Linked DNA regions of Homo sapiens: region 1 is linked to region 2. A link is a contact called in ENCODE Hi-C or POLR2A ChIA-PET data. All regions are on one chromosome and are shown on one strand. Each heading gives the region's core, a stretch centred on a gene start or an enhancer-like site at or near the end of the contact. The rest is flanking DNA. Distances are from core to core; before and after follow the strand shown.

Evidence for each region. A loop is a pair of places that touch in the nucleus more often than their neighbours do. ChIA-PET counts read pairs that join two places held with the same protein, here RNA polymerase II (POLR2A). Pooled maps may share reads with other maps.
Region 1: a pooled map shows a loop between it and region 2 (3-fold over the local background). The contact joins two enhancer-like sites. A Hi-C loop is called at or near these places in 4 of 168 maps with a recorded cell type or tissue (Calu3, PC-3, mammary epithelial cell and 1 more) and 3 of 50 pooled maps. POLR2A ChIA-PET finds 5 or more read pairs at or near these places in 5 of 52 experiments (H1, HEK293T, HepG2 and 2 more).

What each region holds. Positions count from the first base shown.
Region 1 is chr21:38,994,985-39,001,980 of GRCh38, reverse strand. LINC02940 (long intergenic non-protein coding RNA 2940) reads left to right here. Exons shown (of 7, transcript XR_007067867.1): 4 at 258-6,996. Among named protein-coding and RNA genes, the nearest start is that of LINC01700, 21 kb to the right of the region's middle. Within about 2 kb of position 1,325, at least 5 of the 41 ENCODE cell types and tissues checked have a DNase peak (open chromatin) inside an H3K27ac peak, as active enhancers do.
Region 2 is chr21:38,954,357-38,962,022 of GRCh38, reverse strand. No RefSeq gene overlaps it. Among named protein-coding and RNA genes, the nearest start is that of LINC01700, 20 kb to the left of the region's middle. Within about 2 kb of position 2,887, at least 12 of the 41 ENCODE cell types and tissues checked have a DNase peak (open chromatin) inside an H3K27ac peak, as active enhancers do.

The DNA.
Region 1 (6,996 bases), core at 76-2,575, 42 kb before region 2:
TAAATTTATGTTTGTATATGTATAAACAATTACTATAATACAACATAGATGAGTGACTTATTGGAGCTCCTGCCTGGGGATGTATTCCAGATCTGGGTTGGAGAGGTGGGGCAGTGTGCATAGGGGATGAGTTTGCAAAAGCACGCACTCAATAACAATGAAGTATGGCATATATCTCTATATCATACCTTCATATCTATCAATCATCTATCTACCTATTTTTATTTTATTTTATGTATTTTTTTTTTTTTTTTTAGTGACAGGGTTTCAATCTGCAGTGGCAACATCTCTGCAACCCTGAACTCCTGGGCTCAAGCGATCCCCCTGCTGCAGCATCCGGAGTAGCCAGGACTATAAGCACACGCCACCACACCCAGCTAATTCTTAATTTTTAAAGGTTTTTGGTACAGACAGGAATCTGTGTTTTCAGTGTTACTCATAAGAAGTCATAGTTGAGAAACAGTGACTGCTCTGTGGGCGCTTGGGAGTTGGAAAGTCTTGGAGAGGAGGGTCCTTGGAGGATGTGAAGCTGGGCATCCAAGGATGGGAGGGTTTTGCAGATGGGAGGTCAGGCTAGGTAGGAAAAGACATCACAGGCAGGTACGAGGATCCCTGAGTCTGTCAGTCAGGTTGCAGGTGGGGGCTTTATAAGGAGCAGGTAACTGGCAAATCACGGAGGTCAGGGCCCCTGCAAAGGGTGTAGGCCTGGGGCAGCGTTCAGAGATGCAGAGCAGAGCAGGACACGGAAATACCCAGGACTGTCCGAGGAGCAGAGCACAGCAGCAGCAGAGATGGGGTGGTTGGTGGGTGTGGGGAGGACTCAGCCCTGCTGTGGGCACAAAGGTGGGGATGGAGGAGGGTGGGCACCAAGGCTGGTCCTGAGGCAGTAGAGGGTGGGTGGGTCCCTTCCAGAAATGTCCAGCACGGGGCATCCTTATCCAATCCCACATCAGTAGGCTCAGCGCCACCCTGGACTCATTGGAAATGCAGATTCTCAGGCCCTGCCCAGCCCTCCTGAATCAGAAATGCTGGGGAGGTGCCCCAACATCTGTGTTCTCACAGGCCCCAGGGGATTTTGTGGCGCTCAAGTTGTGGAGCCACTGTCCTATTGTGTTTTCCTCCCTCCCAGTCACTCCTCTTCCTTCTCCTGAGCTTGTCCTCCCCAGTGGTGGTCAAGGCTGGGTCTCCATGTGTCTCACACTCAGCTGTCTTCCCATTGTGACAGGCCATGGTGAGCCTCTGTGGCTTCTGAGAAGTCACCCAGATGACTCAAAGTTAAATCACCTGCTTTGCAGCAGAGCCAGGGGGCGGTGGGGGCATCACTCTTTGACAACAGGAAGGGCTGTTAAACAAAGGCTGGTGGCCAGGAGTTCCCCTACTTCCCAAGAGTTCGAGGAAATAACTTCCTTGCAGTGTCAGGGATTCAGGGAGAGGAAACAGACTCCCTTCTAGCGTGTGATGTCAACACAGGAGTGACAATGGGCTTCCCACCTCCAATGTCCCTAAAGCGGGTGCTCATCCACTGCGACCCTGTCTCAGGGTGGGGAAATGGACAGGTGGCTTCGTGCAGCCCTGCACCCTTCCAAGCATCTTGTCAGCTCCATTCCTGTCTGGAATATTCCAAGAGGACCTTATAAGATTGAGAATGAGGGTCTCCTTATAAATGTAAACCTCACTCAGGCTGCAGCAGAAACCTACGGGGAGGCCAAATAAACTGGGGGCTCTGTGGATTGTATGTCCCCCCGGCTTGTCGAGGTGAGGAACAGTTTCACTCCTGGGCTGTGCCACCCGGTGCCGAGGGTGAGCTGGGCCAGGAATGTAACAATGATGGGACGAGAATAGGGAAACAAAGCTGAGTTTCTGTAGAAAGTGTTATCTATGAGGTCTTTCACTTTATTTTCTAATTTGCAAAGATACTTCTGATTTTCCTGCTGTCAGCCATCAATATCTTCCTCAGATGTTCTTTTTCCAGCTCGAGAGAACAAAGGGCATTTGAGGCAAAGATTGAACCTAGGAACAGAGAGGAATGTATGGTGCATGATCTGCCTGGGCCTGAGTAGACGGACCTCAGCACAGTGGTGGAGACTGGGTTGTGGGCACAGACAGCAGAAGATGGATAAGGACAAGGGTCTCTGGGTTGGCTGCTGGCTCCACCACTTAGCTGCGTGTCATCCCTGGTGAGAGATTGGACAGGAGAGAATGAGGTTGTCCATGTCTCCAGGACCCATCCCCATCTGAAACCACTGTCTCCTGTGGCTGTGACACAGGCAGCCTCCCTGGCCTGTCCCTGCTCTGATGGGAAGACTTGGTGCAAAAAGGGGTGCAGGCTCCTGATGTTTTTTAAGTGAACTTAAAAAAAATCATGGTAAAATACCTAACATAAAATTTACCATTTTAGCCCTTTTTAAGTGTACAATTCAGTGGCACTAAAGACATTCATACTATTGCCTAACTACCACCATTATCCATCTCCAGAACTTTTTTTTATCTTGCAGAACTGAAACTCTGTACCCATGACACACCAACCCCCTCCCTCCCTTCTCCTCTCATCTCCTGGTAACCACGATTCCATTTTCCGTCTCTATGATTTGATTATTCTCAGTAACTCATGTAAATGGAATTATACAGTATTTGTCCTTTTGTGTCTGGCTTATTTCATTTAGCATAATATCCTCAAGGTTCATCTATGTTGCAGCATGAGTCAGAAGTTCATTTCTTTTTAAGGCTGAATAATATTTCATTACATGTATGTACCACATTTTATTCATCTATCGATGGACATTTGGGTTGTTTCTACTTTTTGGCTATTGTGAATAATGAACACTGTTGTGCAAATATCTGTTCAAGTCTTTGCTTTCAATTTTCTAATGTAGATATCCAGAAGTGGAATCGCTGTATGATGTAGTAATTCCATGTTTAATTTTTCAAGGAATTACCATGCCACAGACACTGTACCACTTTATATTCCTACTAGCAATGCACAAGTGTTCGGATGTTTCCAAATCCTTGACAACGCTTCTTCTTTTCTTTCTTTCTTTTTAAAAAATATTTGGTATCCTATCCTGTACATAGGAATGGGCAAAGATTTTATGACAAAGACACCAAAAGCAATCGCAACAAAAGCAAAAGTTGACAGATGGGATCTAATTAAACCTAAGAGCCTCTGCACAGCAAAAGAAACTATCAACAGAGTAAACAGACAACCTACAGAATGAGAGAAAATATTTGCAAACTATGCATCTGACAAAGGTCTAATATCCAGCACCTATAAGGAATTTAAACAGATTTACAGAAGAAAAACAACCCCCTTAAAAATTGGGCAAAGGACATGAACAGACACTTCTCAAAAGAAGACATACATGCGGCCAACAAGCATATGAAAAAAAGCACAACATCACTGATCACTAGAGAAATGCAAATCAAAACCACAGTGAGATCCCATTTCACACCAGTCAGAATGGCTATGATTAAAAAGTAAAAAAAATTAATAACAGATGCTGGCACGGTTGCAGAGAAAAGGGAACTCCTATGCTCTGTTGGTGAGAGTGCAAATTAGTTCAACCATTGTAAAAAGCAATACGGCGATTCCTCAAAGAGCTAAAAACAGAACTACCATTCGACCCAGCAATCCCATTACTGGGTATATACCCAGAGGAATATAAATCATTCTACCTTAAAGACACGTGCACACGAATGTTCACTGCAGCACTGTTCACATGGAATACTGTTCACATGCACACATAGCAAACACATGGAATCAACCTAAATGCCCATTAATGACAGATTGGATAAAGAAAATGTGGTACATATACACCATGCAATACTACGCAGCTATATAAAAGAATAAGATCATGTCTTTTGTGGGAACATGGATGGAGCTAGAGGCTATTATTCTTAGCAAACTAACACAGGAACAGAAAACCAAATACCACATGTTCTCACTTATAAGTGGGAAGTAAATGATACGAACTCATGAACACAGAAGGAAATGACAGGCGCTGGGGTCTACTTGAGGGTGGAGGGTGGGAGGAAGGAGAAGCAGAAGAGATAACTATTGGGTACTGGGCTTCATATCTGGGTGATGAAATAATCTGTACAACAGACCCCCATGACACACCAGTTTATTTATGTAACAAACCTCCACAGGTACCCCCGAACCTAAAATAAAAGTTTTTTTTTTTTTTTAAAGAAAGGAATGGAAAAAAAGAAACCCACTAGGTATCCTGATGGTTGAAAAGCGGTAGTAAATCGTGGTTTTGCTTTGCATTTCCCTAATGGTTAGTGATGTTGCAGGTCTTTTCAGGTCCTTACGGGCCATCTGTATGCCTTCTTTGGAGAGACATCTGTTCAAGTCCTTTGTCCATTTTTGAGGCTGGCCTCTGATTTTAGTTCCAGATGCAAGACTGGCTAGTTGAGCCAAAAGATCCCAGTTTCCTTTAATTTTTTTTTCTTTTTAACTTTTACTTTGAGATGAAGCCACTTGTTCCTGTAACTGGCTGGACGAAGTTATGCTTAGACAAAGATGTTTCTGCAGTGTGAGTGAATGGCAGGCTACTATAGTTCTGTCTCTGTGGGGATGGGGGCATTCAGCTATTGCGTTTCATTGCCTCCCAGGTGTACCCACAGAGACTATGATTTGCTTTAGCCAATGCCTCCCCCCTTGCAACTGGAGCAAAAGGGAGATTTTGTAGGCTTGGGAAGTAAGTGGTTGAAACTGCTGAAGTATACAGCTGTGGTTATCAAGACAGAACGGCCAAGGCAGAGGGAGGTGGCTGGATGTTTGCTGTAGGCCTAAGTCTTGGCTTTGAGAACAATATGGAAGAAAGTCTTCAACCTCTTGGTTCTCACTCCCGGCCAGTAGGCACGTATTCATGCTGTTTGTTGTCAGGAAGATTTTGGGAACGTTCTATGGTTGTTTAAATGGGTTGCAGCATATTTTAAAACTGGACATTATGGTGTGGCATACTGATCGTGAGGGAGGCTTATGTGGGGTGGCGGGGACAGGGAGTACATGGAAACTTTCTGTGCTTTTTGCTCGGTTTTGCTGCGAACCTAAAACTGCTTTAAAAATAAAGTATATTAAAAAAGAAAGGGCTTTAGTGCCAAAATAACAAAAATATAAAGATTGTGTCATAAATTAAGGAGTAATATAAAACATATCTTTGGAGAGGTTTGGCTTTCATAAATAAGGCTTTATTGTCAAAGCTAGATTAATATTTATTGTTATTTAATATTTATTGCTCAGCCTTGCATTCTGGGAGTTAGATATCTGTATACTATATACAGTAATTGAATAAAACCCCATATCACAGGTCATTCACTTGTCTGTGTATGTGTCCATATACGCATGCACACACACACAACACACATGCACACACATTCATGGGTGTCCTGCACGCAGGACTGGGGAGTCATGAGGGCTTCAAGGCAACAAGTGCTTGTTGAATGTGGACTGTGGCATGGATAAGGTTGTTGTGTGTTTTCTGACTATGAAATCTGCCCCTACTTCTCCTTAACTAAGTTTATTTTGCTTTGATGAGCATCCTGCCTTCCACTGCCCCAACCACTGGGGTTGCTTGGGCCCCCCACATCTTCCTACATGCATGGCCTCTCTTCAAGTTCTTAACCTCTGCAACTCTTATCACAAGATCATGCCCCACTTCTTGAAATGATCTTGGCTTCTGGGACACCATTTTTTCTTGATTTCCTTTTTCTTTCTCTGATTCTTCCTGCCTGATCCCCCTGTATTGGTCGGATGGCCCACTAAGATGTGGCAATTTAAGAGTAGAATTTAGGAAAGGTACTATTACAAAGCTGGGGGCAGGGTTTAGGTTGTTGCAACACCCCAGGTCTAGAGACAGTGGGGAGAACTTACCAGTGCTCTGTCTGAAGGGCCAAGGGGAGGCAGCCATTATCATCAGCAGAACCTGGGGAGAGAGCTGGATGGAGCAGGTGCATCTCCTAACAGGTGCTGTTGCCTCAGGGTAGAGAGATGCTGCCTGCCTGAAGCAAGCAAGCAGGGAGGGGCCGGGGATAAACACCCTCCTCCCTCCTTGGCATGTCTTCATGTGCTCCCGCTTCATGGGGCTGGGAGGCAGGGAGTCATAAATGCATTTTGTAGGTCGGTGTCCTGGGGCAAAGGGCAGAGAAGAAAAGCAGGAAGGGTGGGTCTGCGGGTCCACACAGAGGGTGTCCAGCTTGCACCACATCTGTTATGGGCTGAATCGTGTCCCCCAAAATCCATAGGCTGAAGCCTCAAACCTCAGCACCTCTGAATGTGACTGAATTTGGAGATAGGGTCTTTCCAGAGGTAATTAAGATAAAAGAAGGTCATGGGGTGGGCCCTAATCCAATCCGGCTGGTGTCCTTATAAGAAGAGATTAGGACACACACAGAGGGAAGACCGTTTGAAGACCTGGCGAGGAAAAGAGGCCACCTGCAAGCCAAGGAGAGGGGCCTCAGGAGAAACTAACTTTGCCGGCACCTTGATCTCAGACTCGTAGCCTCCACAAGTGTGAAAAACTAAATGTGTATTGTTTAAGCCGCCCAGTCTGCAGACTTTGTGATGGCAGCCCTGGTGGATGAATTCACTGCTTAAGTTTGCAGGCACCCCCTACGCTTTCTTCCCTCACCTTGCTTCATTCTTCTGCTGCATGTATTACTGCTGGCTGTGCCCAGCGCTTCATTCCTGTCTTTCTCTGTCTCCCGAGGCTGTTCCCTTCCAGTCAGCCTCCTGCGGGTGGGCTGTCTCATCCTTCCTGCCGCAGGCCCGGTGACTAGAACAGCACCTCACATACAAAAGGTGCTTGGCCATGGCGGGCATTTGTTTAATGAAAGAAAGTTTTCCAAATCTCTTCTTTCTAATGTTCTTCTCTGGTTTCTTCTCCTCTGCTCACCTCTTAACTCCAAGGCCTCATCTCAGCTACACTTGGGGATATTTTCCACTCCCTGCATGGACCCAGAGTCCGGCTGAGGTCATGTGGCGAGGTCAGATAT
Region 2 (7,666 bases), core at 1,638-4,137:
CCTGACACAGCAGAAGGGACTTTGCAGACGTGATTGTGTGAAGGATCTTGAGGGGGGAAGATGGTCTTGGGTGATCTGGGTGGGCCCAGTGTAATCACAGGGACTTTATGAGGGGGACTTGGGTGCGTCCAAGTCAGAAAAGGTGATGTGATGATGGAAGGAGGGAGAGAAGGTGGAGAAAACTTGGGTTTTGCTGCTGCCTTTAAAGATGGACGAAGGGGCCATGAGCCAAGGAACGTGGGCAGCCTCTGGAAGCTGGAAAGGCAAAGGAACAATTCACCGTTAAAGCCTCCGGAAGGAACCAGCGCTGCCAACACCATAATTTTAGCCCAGTGAGGCTGATTTTTGAGCTTTCAGCCTCCAGAGCTGTAGGATAGTACATGTTTTTTTTGTTTTTTTTTTTTTGAGATGGAGTCTTGCTCTGTCACCCAGGCTGGAGTGCAGTGGTGCAATCTTGGCTCACTGCAACCTCCGCCTCCTGGGTTCAAGCGATTCTTCTGCCTCAGCCTCCTGAGTAACTGGGACCACAGGAGCGTGCCACCACGCCCGGCTAATTTTTGTATTTTTAATAGAGACGGGGTTTCACCATGTTGGCCAGGCTGGCCTCCAACTCCTGACCTCGTGATCCGCCTACCTTGGCCTCCCAAAGTGCTGGGATCACAGGCGTGAGCCACCACGCCCCGCCATGTGTGGTTTTAAGCTGCTAACTTGTAGTGGTTTGTAGGAAACTAATAAGGGTAGCGAAAAGGGAGATAATACAAGTCAGTTCACCAAGAAACAGTAAAATGAATCGAGAGATTTTGCAGGGGCCCATGTGTTTCTTGCATCTTGGTCAGTGACAGGTGTCATGGAGAATGGTGGGCAGGTGGGGTTGCAACCTCTTCCTGGAAGAACTTCATCGTGAGTTTCCCAGTGAGAGAGAGACAGAGAACTAAGCCAGTCATGCACCGCTGGATGATTTATTGTTTTTTTGTTTTTTCTCTCTAGACAAACAATATAATTATAGAAGCAGGCATGTGTTAGCCTAAGCTCTTGTCAATCACACCCAAGTTATAGTTTCTTCGGCCTGCAAGCTCCATTGCCACTCCTTATTAGAAAGATCATCTGAGCTGTACTCCTAGGCGGGTAGGTGTGAGGCCTTTATGTTTCAGGTATTGTGTTTCTAGTGAACTCTAATCTGCCTTCCCTGCGCGATGGAGAGGTGGAAATGGAGCGAGAAGGGGAAAGGTGGAAGACAATGGGGAAAGTTCTTATTGTCACAACAGGAGGAAACATCAGCTTAGACCTGGCTCATTCTTTGGGATAGAATAACACTGGTAATAGTTGAGTTTAACCTTCAGTATAGTTGAGTTTAAGCCTAGCTCTGCGTGGTTGGAAAAATGTAATGAATTTGCAGTGTATAAACTGGTCCATTGAGTTTTATTTTAAAAATCTTCTTTAAACATATTTAGCAATTAAAAAAATGTATTTGGAATATATCTGTGACCTGTCTGCATACATTTCAGATTGACCGAAAAGGGTCACCCTTCCTGTCAAAGTTTCAAGATTCCTGTTAAATGCTGACATCCTCACTTTTTTTTTCTCTCCAGTTGATTTTTTTCTTAGATAAGCCATTCTCTAGTTGAGAAGGAAGACTCTGTTTTGTCTTCATGTGCAGAATCCCTTGGCCTTTGTTTGTCACTGAGTTGGGCTCTCCTGTCTGAGTGACGAGGCTGTGTCCCTCAGAGGTCCTTGGACCAGAGCCTTGGGCAAATCTGAGCCCACTTAGGCATCAGACAAATGCTGTGGGTTAGGTGTGATTATCAGCATGTAAAGCACATACAACTCTTATTGATCATCACCCAAGGTATTCTGAGAGCCACGAATTTGTTTAATATCACTGGAAACTGTTTTAGAGCAAGCATTTCAACAGACTTGAATTTCCTTTGGAAAGAAAGTGGAGTAATATGGTTTTCTGGAGGGATTTATTGTTCTTGTTGAGATATTTGAAGGCCCACGTCAGGCCTTATACTCTCCAGGAAATTCTCCAGGAAGGTAGTACCCCACAGTAAAGAGCTGTTGGTCCACAGTGAACCCTGAGCTGGGACTTTCTCCACAACTCACCACCTCACTCTCAGCCTCAAGTTACTCGTTAAAGGCCTTCCCTGGCTGTCTGGTTGGGCCACATGCCTTGCTGGTCACTCACATGACATCCTCACTGTCTTATTGCAATTGGAGTGGCGTAAAACAACCATGGATTATCTCACAGTTCTGTAGGCAGAAACCCAGGCGCGGTGGGCTCAGGGTCTTGCATGTCTGGAATCAAGCTCTCAGAAGGGCTTCGTTCTCTTTTGGAGGCTGTATGCATTTCCCGTGCTGCCGTAATAAAGTGCCACAGCTGGGTGGCTTCAAACAACAGACATTTCTTCTCTCCCAGTTCTGGAGGCTAGAAGTCTGAAGCTAAGGTGTGGGCAGGGCCCTGCTCCCTCTGAAGAAGAGTCCCTTCCTTGCCTCTTCCAGCTTCTGGTGGCTCCAGGCATTGCTTGGTTTGTGGCTGCGTCACTCCATTCTCTGCCTTCACATGGCCTTCCCCTCTGTGTCTGTGTCTTCTCTGCTGTCTCTTATAAGGATGCCTGTAATTGACTTTAGGGCCCATTGTGTAATCCAGGGTGACCTCATTTTGAGATCTCAAACTTAGTTACATCTGTAAACTCTCTTTTTCCAAATAAGGTCACAGTCAGAGTCCAAGGGTTAGGACAGGGATGATCTTTTGGGGAGGAACCATTCAACCCACTCCAGCTGCCTTGCTTGGGGTAGCTACTGTTAAAAACTCTCTACTCAAAGCCTCCCAGGGGTTTTACCAAGAAATCTTATCACACTCATTTTAACATGAGTCATGCCTGAAATAACTGCAGTGTAGAAAAGTAGCATCTTGAGAAACATAATAAAGAATTCTGTTCTGTTCTGTTCTGTGGAAAATGGCTCAGGGCAGTGGTGCAAAACCCAGGTTAATCATCTCCGAGGTTAACTCAAGTAGCACCTCCTAGGATGTTTGCTTTGGAAGGGTTTGCATTTGAGGGTTGAGCTTAAATTGCTTCTTCATCTCCGATGATCACTCCATTGCTTGTTTAAAAGGCATCAATACTCAATCAAGTTAGCTGGAATGGGTTGAATTGTGGCCCCCCAAAAAGCTACGCCCACATCCTAACCCTCGGACTCTGTTTGAAGTTTGGGAGTGAGGAAGGAAAACTTTCTTCCATGTTGGGCTGTTGTAATTTCTATTTTTACTCTGATAGGCCCTGTATAATAAGCCCCTGAAAACTTTGAGACTTACCGTTTACTCATTCCTAATCATGATCTGAAAAACAGACTGTCTTTAGAGAACACAAGAATCAGTTTATAATTTGTGCTTCTACACATTGTTCTCCCACCTGGGAGCAAGGGGGCTTGGCCAGCAGACAGGACTGGTGTGTGTACTCATGACAGGCATAGGAGAAGAGGCAGGTGGCAATCCACGGCTCCTGTATCAGCTTGAATCCTCCACCGAGTGTCTCTTCCTGTTGGTAAACAGAGATAACAGCCTAATCCTGGGGCTGCTGGGAATGACACTGCCACAGCTCTGGGCACCTGTCAGCCAAGGACAGATGGCGACCACTGCCACCCACAGTCTGTCCCAGGGAGAATTTATGGTGAGACTCCTGGGGTCTGGGAACATCCATCCATGGGCTGATGTTGAGGGTATGCCCCACCTGGAGGAATCGTAGAGTCTTTCTGTCAGTAACATCCCCATTGACACCTAGCTAGACCCTGGCCTCTGCTCCCACTCCACCATGTCCATCTCTTACTCCATCATCCTACACCTCAATGATGTCAACATTCCTCTCCCTGCTCCCTCTTGGCCTCAAAGTGTGTCTGGCAAAAAGCAAGTCCAGTCATGACTTTCCTTTGCACAGAGCAGTGAGTGCCATCCCACTCAGAGGCAAAGTCAAGGTGCTCCTGGTGGCCACCTGGCCTCAGTGTACCTGCCTCACCTCTCACCTGCTCGTCCCCATTTACTCCATGCCCACAGCCACACGGCTCCCAGGATCAAGCTGGCCCTACTTCCCCCTAGGCCCTTCCCACTCCCTCTGCGTAGAAGGACCATTTTCCCCCCAGGTAACCACAGAGCTCCCTCTGCACCTTCTCTCCCTGTTTGCTCTAAGATCACCTTTCCACCAAGGCAACCCCTCCACCCGCACCGCCCCCCCAGCTGTCTTTACCCCATAACTCTTAGAGTTTCCTTATCTGTTTCCTCTCTGTCTCCACCTGTAGAGTGGAAGCTCCAGGGAAGAAGGGATTTTTTGGGTTTTATTTTGTATTTGGCAGCTACTTCCCCAGTGCCTACAGTGGTGCCCCATGCTCCATAAGCCTGGGGGAATATTTGTTGAATGAATGAATGAGTGCAAGAAAGAATTAAAAGCAGCATTTGCTAAGTGTCCTGTCAACCCATCTGTTCAGAAATGGCTTTGGCATTTCTGTCTGAAATGAGTCACCTGCTTAGGGGCCTCACGATTCTTTTCTCCTCGCCCACAGAATTTATTTTTTAATGATGAAAGGCTGGATCATTTGAAATCACTGTGGGATGTGTGCTTTTCTAGCCCCGAGTGTGGCGCTGACCATGTAATTTTCCATGCACCAGTTTAAGAAAGCAGTAGATTTCCACCAAGAAAGAGGAAGGAGCTGGCGGCCAAGCCGGGAGTGGTATTTTACTGGGGAAAAACAGGGGTGGCTGATATACAAAGCAATCTGCAGGCTTGGTGCTGACACCATAGCCTTCCAGCGACCAGGTGCAGAAGCTCAATATAGAAAGCTCCAAAACGGAATGTTTATTACCTATTACCTGAGAAGTACACACTTTCAATTTGCCCTGCCCCGAAATGTATTTCTGGGAAAGCAGCCTTATCTCTAGCGTGGCTTGGTAGCAACAGCTCTGCTTAGTGTCATTATCTGGAGAGCAGCTGTCTACACTCACCTTTTAAAAAGGTGCTTCTAACAAACAAGCAATCTAATTTATTAAGCAAGCTGGCTTGGGCTGAGGGAGGAAGGCAGGTGCTTTCATTCAGCTTGCTCACAGGATATTGTTCTTACAGAGCTTCCCACTTGTTTGTTCTTTATTCCCTTCATTTCCCTGCTTAAGAGAGCTGTTTGCCCGGCACGCTGATTTACAGAACAGGGAGTGATCTGGATTTATCTGTGGGTTCACTGGCCTCCCACAGGGCTTATGGATGGTCTCAGTTTCAGCTGCATCACACGCTGCCTGATGAAATTGACAATATTCGGCCAAACACCAACTGCATGTGGTTCAACCTAAGGGTATTTTACATTGAAGGGCAAAGTTACAGATTTCAAAGCAAAAGACCCAAGTTCACATCTGATCACCTGCTAACTGGCTACGTAATCTTGGGAAAGTTCCTTGGTTTCTCTGATCATTCCTGGTCCTCATCTGTAAAACAGTTCAATTAATAGCCAGCTAGGAAGCCATGATGGGAAGCACTTGCGGCTGCTTATATAAAGCACTCAGCACAGTGCCTGGCACGAAGGAAGCTTTCAGTAAGTGGTTGGTGGTGCTTATTTGCGGCCATGGCTTATTGAGACTGGAAGCTGTGGGGACTCCGGTGCACGATGGTGGATGTTCCATGAATGCTGGCAAGAAGAGTGAGCATGGGGTGAGCTGAGAACTCAGAACTTAGCTTCTTAGATGCCTGCTTTGTGTATAGTTTTGCCCTGTCCTAAAGCCCAACGTGCACCGATGTTTTGCATCATTGTTCCTGTTGCATATGTTACTTATCACTCGTCATGAGCTTGTTTATATCCACCCACAGTCAGGGGTTCTCCTCCTCCCTCCTCTGCAGGCAAATCCATGTCTGGCTCTCCAGGCGAAGGGGGTGGGGTGAGTGGTGGACCAGGAGGTCCTGATGGGGTTGGCCTCAGCTTGCCCTGGGCATTCTGCAGCCTATGGCCTCTCCATAGCCACTTTGCCTTTTATCTCTGGCTTCTCCAGGCCTAGAACAGGATCTGGTTTTGTAGGCAGAATCAAATACACAATTTGCAGGGCCCACAGTACAAAAGGAAAATGCAGGACTCCTTGTTCAAAAATCGTTAAGAATTTCAAAATGGCAGCCACTGAGCATTAAACCACGAGCAGGGCCTTCTGAGGGCGCCCGCTGTGGCACTACCTGCAGGTGCCTGTGATGCCAGCCCTGTTGGTAGGCAAGAAATGTTTCTTGAGTTGAGCTAAATAAAAGTTAATTCAATGCACACAGATGCCTGGGTGCTCCCAATGTATCCTGCTGTTTTGCAGCAACATGAGTAAGTGTCAGGCTGAGGGACATGAGTCACTAACGTGACCTGAGCACTCGGCTCGTTGGGTGATGCTCAGCTCTGGCGTGGGTGTGATAGAGCCTCTAGAACATGCCTGTGCTTGGGCACCATCCCAAGAGATTCTAATTTGAGTTGATTGGGTCCACAGTACAAGGCGTTTCTTTTCTCCTCAGCAACAGTGACAGAATCATGGCAAACATGTTATTTTTTTAGCATTATTAATTTCCATTGTGGTAAAGTACACATAATGTAAAATGTTCCAACTTAACCATTTTTACGGAGAGTTCTATGATACTAGGTACATTCACACTGCTGTGCAACGATCCCCACTATCCATCTCCAGGCCTGTTTCTGTCTTGCAAAAGTGAAATTTGCTATGCGTGAAACCCTAACTCCCCATTCCCTACAGCCCCTGGCAAACACCATTCTACTTTCTGTCTCTATGGACTTCATTCCTCCAGGTGCCTCATGTAAGTTGAAATCATACAGTATTTGTCTTTTTGTGACTAGCTCATTTCACTCGGCAATATGCCGTCAAGGACTATCCATGGTGTAGCCTGTGTCAGAAGCGCTTTCCTTTTTAAGGCTGAATAATATTGCATTGTATGTAGAGACCACATTTTGTTTATCTATTCGCCTGTTTGCTTCCACCTGTTGGCTATTTTGGGCAAACGTATCCTTTTTATAGTAGTGTGGTTTGATTGCCAGTCCCACTCACAGATAGGAAAGTCGAGGCTAAGAGAGTGTGAGTAGCTTGTCCACACAAGCAGAGAAGGCTCCTGATTCTGAACTGTCTGCTTCCTGCCCCTTGCTCTCTTCACCTTTCCACACTTCCTTTTACTCCTGCAGAAGGGTGCTTGTTTTTTTGCATTGAGATAAGCAGTGAGTATTTACCTAATGACTGGCTGAGTAGTTTTCCTCCCTTTCATGCCCAGTGGATAAGCTGCTGCTGGTAGAAAATTGGATACACACAGGTGTCCCCTTATTGGAGTCTTGTGTTCACAACACGTGTGAGCACCTGGTTGCTTCAATGACAGGGTTTGCTCAGCAGGTGAAGAGGTAGCGGCACCCTGTGCTTCTCCAGGGCCTGACACAAGACATGTGGAGAGGACAGACACAGGGGAGGTCCCACAGCAAAAAACTGGTGGCTGTGAGGTCTGTAAAGCCATTAATTTCTACTAATTCCTTTCAAGTGTGGTGGGAAAAGCTGAACTTTGAGATTTCTACCCTGAACCCACCGTTCCTAACATGGGAAGTTGGTGTTCATGACTTATTCTCCCCAAGCCTTAGTTTCTTGATCTTCTCACCGTTAGACAGAGATGATAGT